Regions from separate parts of the Homo sapiens genome. Here region 2 is linked to region 1. The links are chromatin loops, found by intact Hi-C in ENCODE. Cell type or tissue: IMR-90. All regions are shown on one strand.

Evidence for each region. Peaks named below come from ENCODE experiments on the same cell type or tissue, not always from the same donor. Only the 100,000 strongest peaks of a DNase experiment are listed, where the experiment ranks them.
Region 2: a loop joins it to region 1, with 4 times the contacts of the local background. A loop is called at or near these places in 3 of 110 quality-filtered maps.

The regions. Positions count from the first base shown.
Region 1 is chr1:10,527,337-10,532,336 of GRCh38, forward strand. All of the region lies in intron 2 of PEX14 (peroxisomal biogenesis factor 14), which reads left to right. Among named protein-coding and RNA genes, the nearest start is that of PEX14, 55 kb to the left of the region's middle. RefSeq lists an enhancer at 709-1,908. In IMR-90, a CTCF peak has its summit at 3,118; DNase peaks (open chromatin) are centred at 1,175, 1,525, 3,155 and 3,665; H3K4me3 peaks cover 1,586 bases; H3K27ac peaks cover 2,085 bases.
Region 2 is chr1:11,005,027-11,010,026 of GRCh38, forward strand. No RefSeq gene overlaps it. Among named protein-coding and RNA genes, the nearest start is that of TARDBP, 5.1 kb to the right of the region's middle. In IMR-90, no CTCF peak of the experiment used is centred here; no DNase peak of the experiment used is centred here.

The DNA.
Region 1 (5,000 bases):
TGAAACCCTGTCTCTACTAAAAATACAAAAATTAGCTGGGTGTGGTGGCATGTGCCTATAGTCCCAGCTACTCGGGAGGCTGAGGCACAAGAATTGCTTGAACCCGGGAGGTGGAGTTTGCAGTGAGCCGAGATCACGCCACTGCACTCCAGCCTGGTGACAGAGCGAGACTCTGTCTCAAAAAAAAAAAAAAAGAAAAAATTTGTTTCTAAATTTGAACTCATTCTAGGCTATGAGTAGTTCTTTTTTTTTGTATTCAAATTTATTTTTTAGCATTAGGTCATTCTCTAATTTTCTTATGGGGTGTTTGGTAGAATTGCCTTTTATTTATTTATTTTTTTGTTTGTTTGTTTCCAAGACAGAGTCTCACTCTGTCACCCAGGCTGGAGTGCAGTGGTGCGATCTTGGTTCATTGCAACCTCTGCCTCCCAGGTTCAAGTAATTCTCATGCCTCAGCCACCCTAGTAGCTAAGACTATGCACCACCACACCTGGCTAATTTTTGTATTTTTTTTAGTGGAGATGGGGTTTCGCCATGTTGGCCAGGCTCTTCTCAAACTCCTGGCCTCAACTGGTCCACTCGCCTCGGCCTCCCAAAGTGTTGGGATTACAAGCGTGAGCCACTGTGCTTGGCCTAGAAGTGCCTTTTAAAGACTCCTTGAAGGTTTTAGTTTTGTGCAGAGTGTGGGTTGATGGTACACATAATTTTTTGGTCCAGAGCTTATCTTCCTTGGAATTCAGGAGCCCATCTTCTTGCCCTTAGGGCAGGTGGCCCTAAGCCCTTGAGGGGGATCCTGCCTTGCACCAGCTGGTGGTCACCTATTCAGTAGCTGACCCCCAGTGATGCCTTAATGTTTGAGGTTGCCATTATCCATGACACAACCTTTCTTCGTCTCCTTCCTAATCATCCCGCAGTTCAATAGTGCATGACTAGAGAGCTTCACCAATCTCCATCTGGCCGAACTTCAAAAGAAGTGGAAGCTGAAGCAGGGTTTCATCTGCTGAGCATCTGAAGCTGCTGGAGGTTAGGAGAAATACCTTTCAGAAAGCATGAAATTCAACCAGTGGTGGAGAGAAAGAGACTAGGAAATAGAGGCAGTGTTATCATTAGGGAGGTGCTGGGGACTGTGTGCCACATATTTTTAGTGTTGGAGTCACCCGCCACCGTCACTGTGTGAGCTCACAGTTCTCTCAGGGAGCATCTTGGACACTGAGTCATTACATTCCTTTAGAGTGATTTAACTCAACAGCTTGACACCTTCATTAATTTTACAACACGAAGCCTGGGTGCTCTCTGCTTCCTCTTTAACAGTGCAGGGAAATTAGAGGAATATTGAAAATATAAAACCAGGGGATACTGGAAGAAGGAGCAGTCAAGGAGCTGTTGAAAAACATCATGTTAAGGAATTGAACTACTTGTCTTTCCTTGGTATCTCTTGGGATCGAGCACCCAGCTCTTGCCACTCGTCTCTGGCACATAAACCTTTTATTTCCGTTCCTGGCACGCTGGCCAAACCTCCAACTTGCAGCCAGCTCGTTTGCCTTCTCTGCTGAGGTCACTGCTACCGTGATCCGTGTATAATGGCATTTTCCTCCTCTTTTCAGTATGAAGGCTATTACAGTTTCTTCTCTAAACAGGACTTCAAACAATTTGCTGCCAGTTGCATTTCAAAGGCAGGGAAAAGGCAAATGTCATCCTTTTTTCCTCCCCTCTTTGGGTAACTGCTTTGTTGGTTGCATCAAAAATTAGAGGGGCTGCTATCTAAATTCAGGTGGGGATGCGTGGGGACAAGGCATTTAAATGTGCTTTTCTTTCTCCCTGAAGGAGAAAAACGCTTTTCCTTCTCAACCTTTCCTAAAAAGGAACTTTGATCTTCCCAACCCACAAGCAAGGGTTTCATTTCTTCCAGGCCGGCGTGTACTCCACAGCTCCTTCTGTGGCGTGGTGACCGTCACCCGCTGCATCAGCAGCTCTGCTTTTCAAGCTGTGCTCCTCCACTGCACCAGCGCCCTTTGGGCTGGAAGTTGGCACCCAGAGTCCTCGGCTGGACACGGACACCTCTCCAAAGTCACCCTTACGTCCCTAAGATCACTGTCCCTTGACATTAAATAGTGCGTGGTGGTTTAAGATGCTTTTTATTTCAATATACATTTCTGGAAGAACTACTTTAATCAAATAACAAAACAATGACATTCTGGCAAGCAGTTCATGCAATATTTTTAACTAAGGCCAAGGGAAAAAAAATAAATGGCAGAGATATTTCACTTTGAAAGGTAGTTTTTGTGCATGTGAAGTTGCCACTTTTCATAAAGGCTTTTACTACATATATCAATGAGTTTTAAGAGAGACTAGGGTCAATAATGCATGCTTTAGAATTCCCTAAATACAGATTTACACAATAGCCTTAAAATATATTCTGTTCTATCATGTCAACTCCTGTGCACTTCTACCAGCGGAATTTTATTTCTTTAATGTGAAAAACAAAAGGACAGAGGAAAGTAAAGTAAAACAAAGGAAATTAGGGCCCACAAGCTTAATTAGTATAGTGTTGTAACCCAAATCAACAATGGGAAGGACACAGTGACAAAACCCAGGAAATTCCAAGTCGAAAGAGAGGCTCTTTCCTTTAACTCCTTGAGTGCCAGGGCACTTGCTAGCCAGCTCCTTACCCAGGTGCAGGAGGCTACCTGAGTACAACTCACTGTCTTTATTGTTGAACTTCCTGGCTTTTGTTGACTTTCCCTTCTCCTTTCCTCCCTTAATGTACATGAAACATACCTTTGTGTGTGCGTTAATTATAGATAAATGGGCTAAAATTGCCTCTTGGTTTTGTAACCCTCAGAGAAGGGGAAAGAGTACAAAAAAAATTCCTGTCACTGTCATCTGTTCATTTTTAATGAGCAATTTTTAAAAATTGAAAATAAAAGAGGAAAATGAATAGGTGTTGAACCAGCCCGTGATATGTAAATGCCAACTAGTAATTACCTAAAACCTCAATTTTCATTCTGTTTCATCTTGCAAAACATTTCATTTTCCCTGAGTGAAAACACTTAATTTGGGCTGTGCGAGTTAGCGGAGCGGCCGCCCCGGCCTGCGCCTCCGCCGGCTCCGGCTAGGGGGCACTTTGGCTCTGCGCTTCTGCCGCCTGCGGGCTCGTCCACCTCAAGGTTATTCCCCTCTTGCCATTCCAGTGGTTTTACTCCGAGTGTGCAGGCCCCTCCCCCCTACTCCCACTAGTCTGGTTTCGGGGAGCCTGTTCCTCCTTGTCCTTGCAGAGGCGCGTATTGAATTTTGGCTGACCGAGCCTTCCTCTGCATATTAACTTTCCCCTCTTACCTGGCTATTGGGCCCTTGGCGTCCCTGAGTTGCAGTCACACTCTGAGAGCAGCTTTCTGGAAGCTTTCTTTCTCCCTTTGAGGTTGCACACAGAACTGCCTCTAGTTTTTGTTTATTCCTGCTGCTTTTTTAGTCTTTCTTTTCATTTTGGCAGCTGGGGAAATCCTGGATTGAGGCTCACACACATTTGCCCTCCTGCCACACTGAGAATGACAATTCCGACGCTTGCTTTCTTTTGCATACTTGTAGATTTTTCTTCTACTCTGGTTTAGGATATGTCACCTTTTGGATATGTTCGTGGAATGTGGCTTGTGGTTGCCGCTGCTTCCTTCCCTCCCCAGCCTGTTCCCTAGCTAGAAAGAGAGCGTGTAGACTTGAGAAAGAACAGGGAGCCCGGCATTGTGAATGGTAGATCAGAGAGGAGCCTGCATGTAGAAAACCAGAATTATGTTGTCCTAGGACCCTGGATCCGAGAGTGCTCTGCCTGGAATCTCAAGGAACACGGCCTCTTTAGTGAGATATATAGCTTCATAATTAGCCCGTTGCATTTTTTCACGAGTGCTAGCATCAGCGTTCTACGATGTGTTTCTCTGATTAACAGCTGCTTTGCAACTATTTCCCTGTGCCGCCGATGACCATATTTGTCAAGGAACTCCTGACAGAGTACTGATTTCTTACTAAAATGCAGCATTTCTGTTTGAAGAGGGTTCTCTCATTCTTGGCAGTGCCTGGCTTTTTAAGTCAGTCCTTGTTAAAACTCGAGTTGGCTTTGGTCTAACGCTTGTTAACAGGATTCTGGGTATCTACTTTAGTGTATGAACGTAGGAACCTTTCACAGGCAATTTAATCTTCTGAGCAGCGCACGTGGAGCAGTGCGGCGCTGGAATGGGGTTTCGGGCCCGTAGATTATATTGGTCATTTTCTTTTGCCCTCTAGTTGTGATCTCTGTGGGTTAAAAGGACTTGGCTTTGGTTGTTAGTGTCATTAATTTTTGAATATTTTTAATATTTTAAGATGGCTAATGAATGCTCACATCTTAGGAGATAGATGTGTATGTAGTACACAGGAGTGCTGGAATTGGTGGCATTCCAAATAAGTGTCACTGGAGACAATGCATCAGGTTTACATGTCAGGTGCAAAGTGCTAAGGCTCCCTCAAACCCCAGGTTCATTATTAGGCAGGCTCTGTCCTCCTGTCCCCCTCGTGCAGAAAATAAAGTGTGTATTCTGAAGATTACAATGTGCAGGTCTTTTGTAGGAGAGTGGAAAACACATAGGAAGCATCTCTTTGGTGAGGACTGTCAGGAACCTCAGTTCTTCTCACTGGGGATTACTTACCCTACACAATGCATTTAACAGCACATAGTTCATAGTAGATAACCCCTGAGTATACTGTATTCCATTGATTTATACAGTTACAAATCCTGCTCTCTCAAATACAAATCTCTCTCAATTGGCCAGTCATCTTAGATCTAAAGGTGTTTTTCAACCTGAAGTCCCCCCCGCTTTTTTCCAAGTTGCTGACAGTGACTCCAGTGACTCCGGTGTAACCATTGTTATGAGACTGCAAAGACAAGAATTTACTCCTCTTCCTTGCACCTCAGTTTTATCTCTAAGTGACACATAGTGAAAATTATGAAATTTCCCCAAAATTGTGGAATTGGT
Region 2 (5,000 bases), 480 kb after region 1:
ATAGGGAGATTATTCTAGATTTTAAAAAGATTAATGGACATACTAAGCAAATGTAATGCATGAAGCTTAATTGGATCCTATTTTAAGAAAATACAGGCTGGGCGCAGGGACTCACACCTGTAATCCCAGCACTTTTGGAGGCCGAGGCGGGCAGATCACTTGACCCCAGGAGTTTGAGACCAGCCTGGGCAACATGGTGAAACCTCATCTCTATAAAAAATACAAAAAAAATATCCTGGTGTGGTGGGATGCACCTGTAGCCCCAGCTATCCAGGAGACTGAGGTGGGAGGATCATCTGAGTCCCGGAGGTCGAGGCTGCAGTGAGCCAGGATTGTGTCACTGCACTCCAGCCTTGGTGACAGAGTGAGACCTGTTTCAAAAAAAAAAAAAAAAAGAAAAGGAAAGAAAGAAAGAAAAGAAAAAGAAAACAGCTATAAAAGACATTTGAGGGGAACAATTGTAGAAATTTGAATGTGGACCAGGTATTAGATGATAGCAGGAAATAATTATTCATTTTCTCTTATGATTATCATTGTGGTTATGAAGGACAATATTCTTGTTCTTAGGAGAAGCAGGATGAAGAATTTAGGAGTGAAATGCTGTGATGTCTGCAATTTACTTTCTTTTTGGTGGGTAATTGGGGGAGATGGGGTCTCACTCTGTTGCCCAGGCTGGAGTGCAATAGTGCAGTCTTGGCTCACTACAACCTCTACCTCTTGGCACCACAGCCTCCTGAGTAGCTGGAACTACAGGTGCATGCCACCACACCTGGCTAATTTTTGTAGAGACAGGTCTCGTTATGTTGTCCAGGCTGGTCTCCAACTGCAATCCGCCCACCTCGGCCTCTCAAAGTGCTGGGATTACAGGCATGAGCCACAGCGCCCTGCAAATGTACTTTCTTTTCTTTCTTTTTTTTTTTTTTGAAACGGAGTCTCACTCTGTCACCCAGACTGGAGTGCAATGGCACGATCTCGGCCCACTGCAACCTCTAACTTGCGGGTTCAAGTGATTCTCCTGCCTCAGCTCCCGAGTAGCTGGGATTACAGTCGCCTACCACTGCACGTGCCCAGCTAATTTTTGTATTTTTAGTAGAGACGGGGTTTCACTGTGTTAGCCAGGATGGTCTCGATCTCCTGACCCTGTGATCTGCCTGCCTCGGCCTCTCAAAGTGCTGGGATTACAGGTGTGAGCCACTGCGCCCGGCCAAACACTTATAATCTGAATCAAATCATGAGGAAACATCAGGCAACCCCAAATTGAGGGACATTCCAAAAACAAAGCAAGCCTGAACTCTTCAAAAGTGCCAATGGCATGAAAGACAAAGAAAGGCTGAGAAAGTGTTCTAGATTGAAGGAGTTGAAAGAGCCACAATGATGGAATACAATGTTCCTGGATTGGATCCTAGATCAGAGAGAAAAATTACTCAAAGGCACTTTGGGAGGCCGAGGCGGGCTGATCACAAGGTCAGGAGATGAAGACCATCCTGGCTAACACGATGAAACCCTGTCTCTACTAAAAATAAAACAAAAAAATTAGCCGGGCGTGGTGGCAGGCGCCTGTAGTCCCAGCTACTCAGGAGGCTGAGGCAGGAGATTGGCGTGAACCCGAGAGGCGGAGCTTGCAGTGAGCCAAGATCGCGCCACTGCCCTCCAGCCTGGGCGACAGAGCGAGACTCCATCTCAAAAAAAAAAAGAAAAATTATTCAAAGGACATGTTTTGTTTTTGTTTCTTTCTTTTTTTTTTTTTTCTTGAGACAGGGTCTCACTCTTGTCACCCAGGCTGGAGTGCAGTGATGTGATCACTGCTCACTGCAGCCTCGACCTCCCCAGGCTCAGGTGATTCTCCCACCTCAACCACCCAAGGAGCTGGGACTACAGGTGTGAACCACCATGCCCGGCTTATTTTTTTTTTTTTTTTTTTGTAGAGATGGGGTTTCACCATGTTGCCCAGGCTAGGCCTCTAACTCCTGGGCTCAAGGGATCTGCCCACCCACCTCAGCCTTCTAAAGTGCTGGGATTACAGGTGTGAGCCACCACAGCAACCTGTTTTTGTTTCTTTTTCTGCGGGGGCGGGAAGGGCCAAATTTTAAAATGGTTGTATATTAGAAAAGAGTGTTACATTAATGTTAAAATCCCGAATTTGATAACAGTATTGTGATTGTGTAAGAGAATGTCTTTGTCCTTAGGAAAGACAAACTTTTTAGAGGCAAAGGGGCACGCAGTCTGTCATTAATCTCAATGGATAAGTAAGAACATATATGTTATTAATTAATTTTTTTTTTGAGATGGAGTCTCGTTTTGTTGCCCCGGCTGGAGTGCAGTGGCGTCATCTCAGCTCATTGCAACCTTTGCCTCCTGGGTTCAAGTGATTCTCCCACTTCAGCCTCCCAAGTAGCTGGGAATACAGGCATGAGCCACCATGCCCAGATAATTTTTGTATTTTTAGTAGAGATGGGGTTTCACCATGTTGGCCAGGCTGATCTTGAACTCCTAGACCTGAGGTGATTTGCCCACCTTGGTCTCCCAAAGTGCGGGATTACAGGCGTGAGCCACTGCGCCCAGCCATGTTATTAATTTACATGTCTAGAGAGAGTGAGTGATAGACCAAATGTGACATAATGTAATCAGTTGATGAATCTGGATGAAGGGAACACAGCAGTGCTTTGCACTATTCTTGGAACTCTATCATAAATTTTAAATTATTTCAATGTAAAAAATTTGTTTTTAAAATCTAAATTAGACCTAGACTATTTGGGAAGGCAGCTTCTAATTTTGGCAGGAGCTAAAAACATGGAGATGAAGAGGAAATTAATCTTGATACAATAAAGATTTTTATTACTTTATTACTTTATTACTTGCTTTGTCGCCCAGGCTGGAGTGCAACAGCTTGGCTCACTGCAACCTCTGCCACCTGGGCTCAAGTGATCCTCCCACCACAGCCTCTCCAGTACCTGTAACCACAGGTGTACATCTCCAGGTCCGGCTAAATTTTGCATTTTTTGTAGAGATGGGGTTTCACCATGTTGCCCAGGCTGGTCTCGAACTCCTGGGCTCAAGTGATCTGTCTGCCTCGGCTTCCCAAAGTGCTGGGATTACAGGTGTGAGCTACTGTGCCTAGCCTAAAGCTACTTTTTTTTTTTTGAGATGGAGTTTCGCTCTTGTTGCCCAGGCTGGGGTACAATGTCTCAGTCTTGGTTCACTGCAACCTCCGCCTCCTGGTTTCAAGTGATTCTCCTGCTTCAGCCTCCCAAGTAGCTGAGATTAGAGGCATGCGCCACCACGCCCGGCTAATTTTGTATTTTTAGTAGAGACAGGGTTTCTCCATGTTGGTCAGGCTGAACCCGACCTCACATGATCCGCCCGCCTCGGCCTCCCAAAGTGCTGGGATTACAGGTGTGAGCCACCACTCCCGGCCCTAAAGTTACTTTTATTTAAATATCTTTATTGGCTGGGTGGTGGTATGTGCCTGTAATTCTAGCATGTGGGAATGCCAAGGTGAAAGGATCACTTGAGGCAAGGAATTCATAACCAGCCTAGGCAACATAATGAGACCCTGTCTTTACAAAAAAGTTTTTTTAATTAGCCAGATGTGGTGGTGCACACCTACATAAATAAATAAATAAATAAATAAATAAATAAATAAATAGGGCCGGGCACAGTGGCTCACGCCTGTAATCCCAGCACTTTGGGAGGCGGAGGCGGGCAGATCACGAGCTCAGGAGACTGAGACACGGTGAAACCCCGTCTCTACTAAAAATACAAAAAATTAGCCGGGCGTGGTGGCGGGCACCTGTAGTCCCAGCTACTTGGGAGGCTGAGGCAGGAGAATGGCGTGAACCCGGGAGGTGGAGCTTGCAGTGAGCCGAGATTGGGCCACTGCACTCCAGCCTGGGTGACAGAGCAAGACTCCGTCTCAAAAAATAAATAAATAAATAAATAAATCTATGTATCATTATTGCCCTAGTATTTCTTTCAGTTTTGTCTTTTTTTTTTTTTTCTTTTGAGACAGAGTTTCACTCTTGTTGCCCAGGCTGGAGTGCAATGGTGTGATCTTGGCTCACTGCAACCTCTGCCTCCCGGGTTCAAGCGATTCTCCTGTCTCAGCCTCTGGAGTAGCTGCGATTGCAGGTGCCTGCCACAATGCCCTGCTAATTTTTTGTATTTTTAGTAGAGACGGGGTTTCACAATGTTGGCCTTGAACTCCTGACCTCTGGTGATCCACCCACCTCGGCCTCCCAAAGTGCTGGGATTACAGGCGTGAGCCACCGCGCCCAGGCTTCTTTCAGTTTTCAGGAATGTTGTGGAGCTGTGTCCTGTTTGCCTCATGGAGCTGATGAGCTGGGAGAATTCAAGGGGGTTGATGGAAGGGGAGAAGGTAAGTCCCCAAGTGACCCAGTTGAAAACCAGGGCCTGGGCCAGGCACAGTGGCTCATGCCTGTAATCCCAGTACTTTGGGAGGCTGAGGCGGGAGGATTGCTTGAGGTCAGGAGTTGGAGACTAGCCTGGCCAACATGGTGAAACCTCGTCTCTACGAAAAATACAAAAATTAGCCAGGTGGGGTGGTACACGCCTGCAGTCCTAGCTACTTGGGAGGCTGAGGCAGGAAAATAGCTTGAACCCGGGAGGCAGAGGTTGCAGTGAGCTAAGATTGTGCCACTGCACTCCAGCCTGGGCGACAGAGCAAGACTCTGTCTTGAAAAAAAAAAATGTTGTGTTTCAAACAACTTTTGACAATCAGTGCTGTAAAGCTGAATCCCAGAGACAACTGAGATAGGAGCAGGAAGATCTGTGGTCCAGTCTCCCTCTGGCCTTATAATTATCTTCCTGAGTTACTTACCTTCTTTGAGACAGTGTTTGCTTGTCCTCCCAACTAGCCTGAAAACTTCTTAGGAGAAGGGCCAGCCTTTGGGGTCATGTTCCTGTGTGACCTGTCTCTAGGAACTTCTGCATACCCAGCTCTGCCCACTTGGAGCTAGTGTCCAGGACTCCACAGCACTACC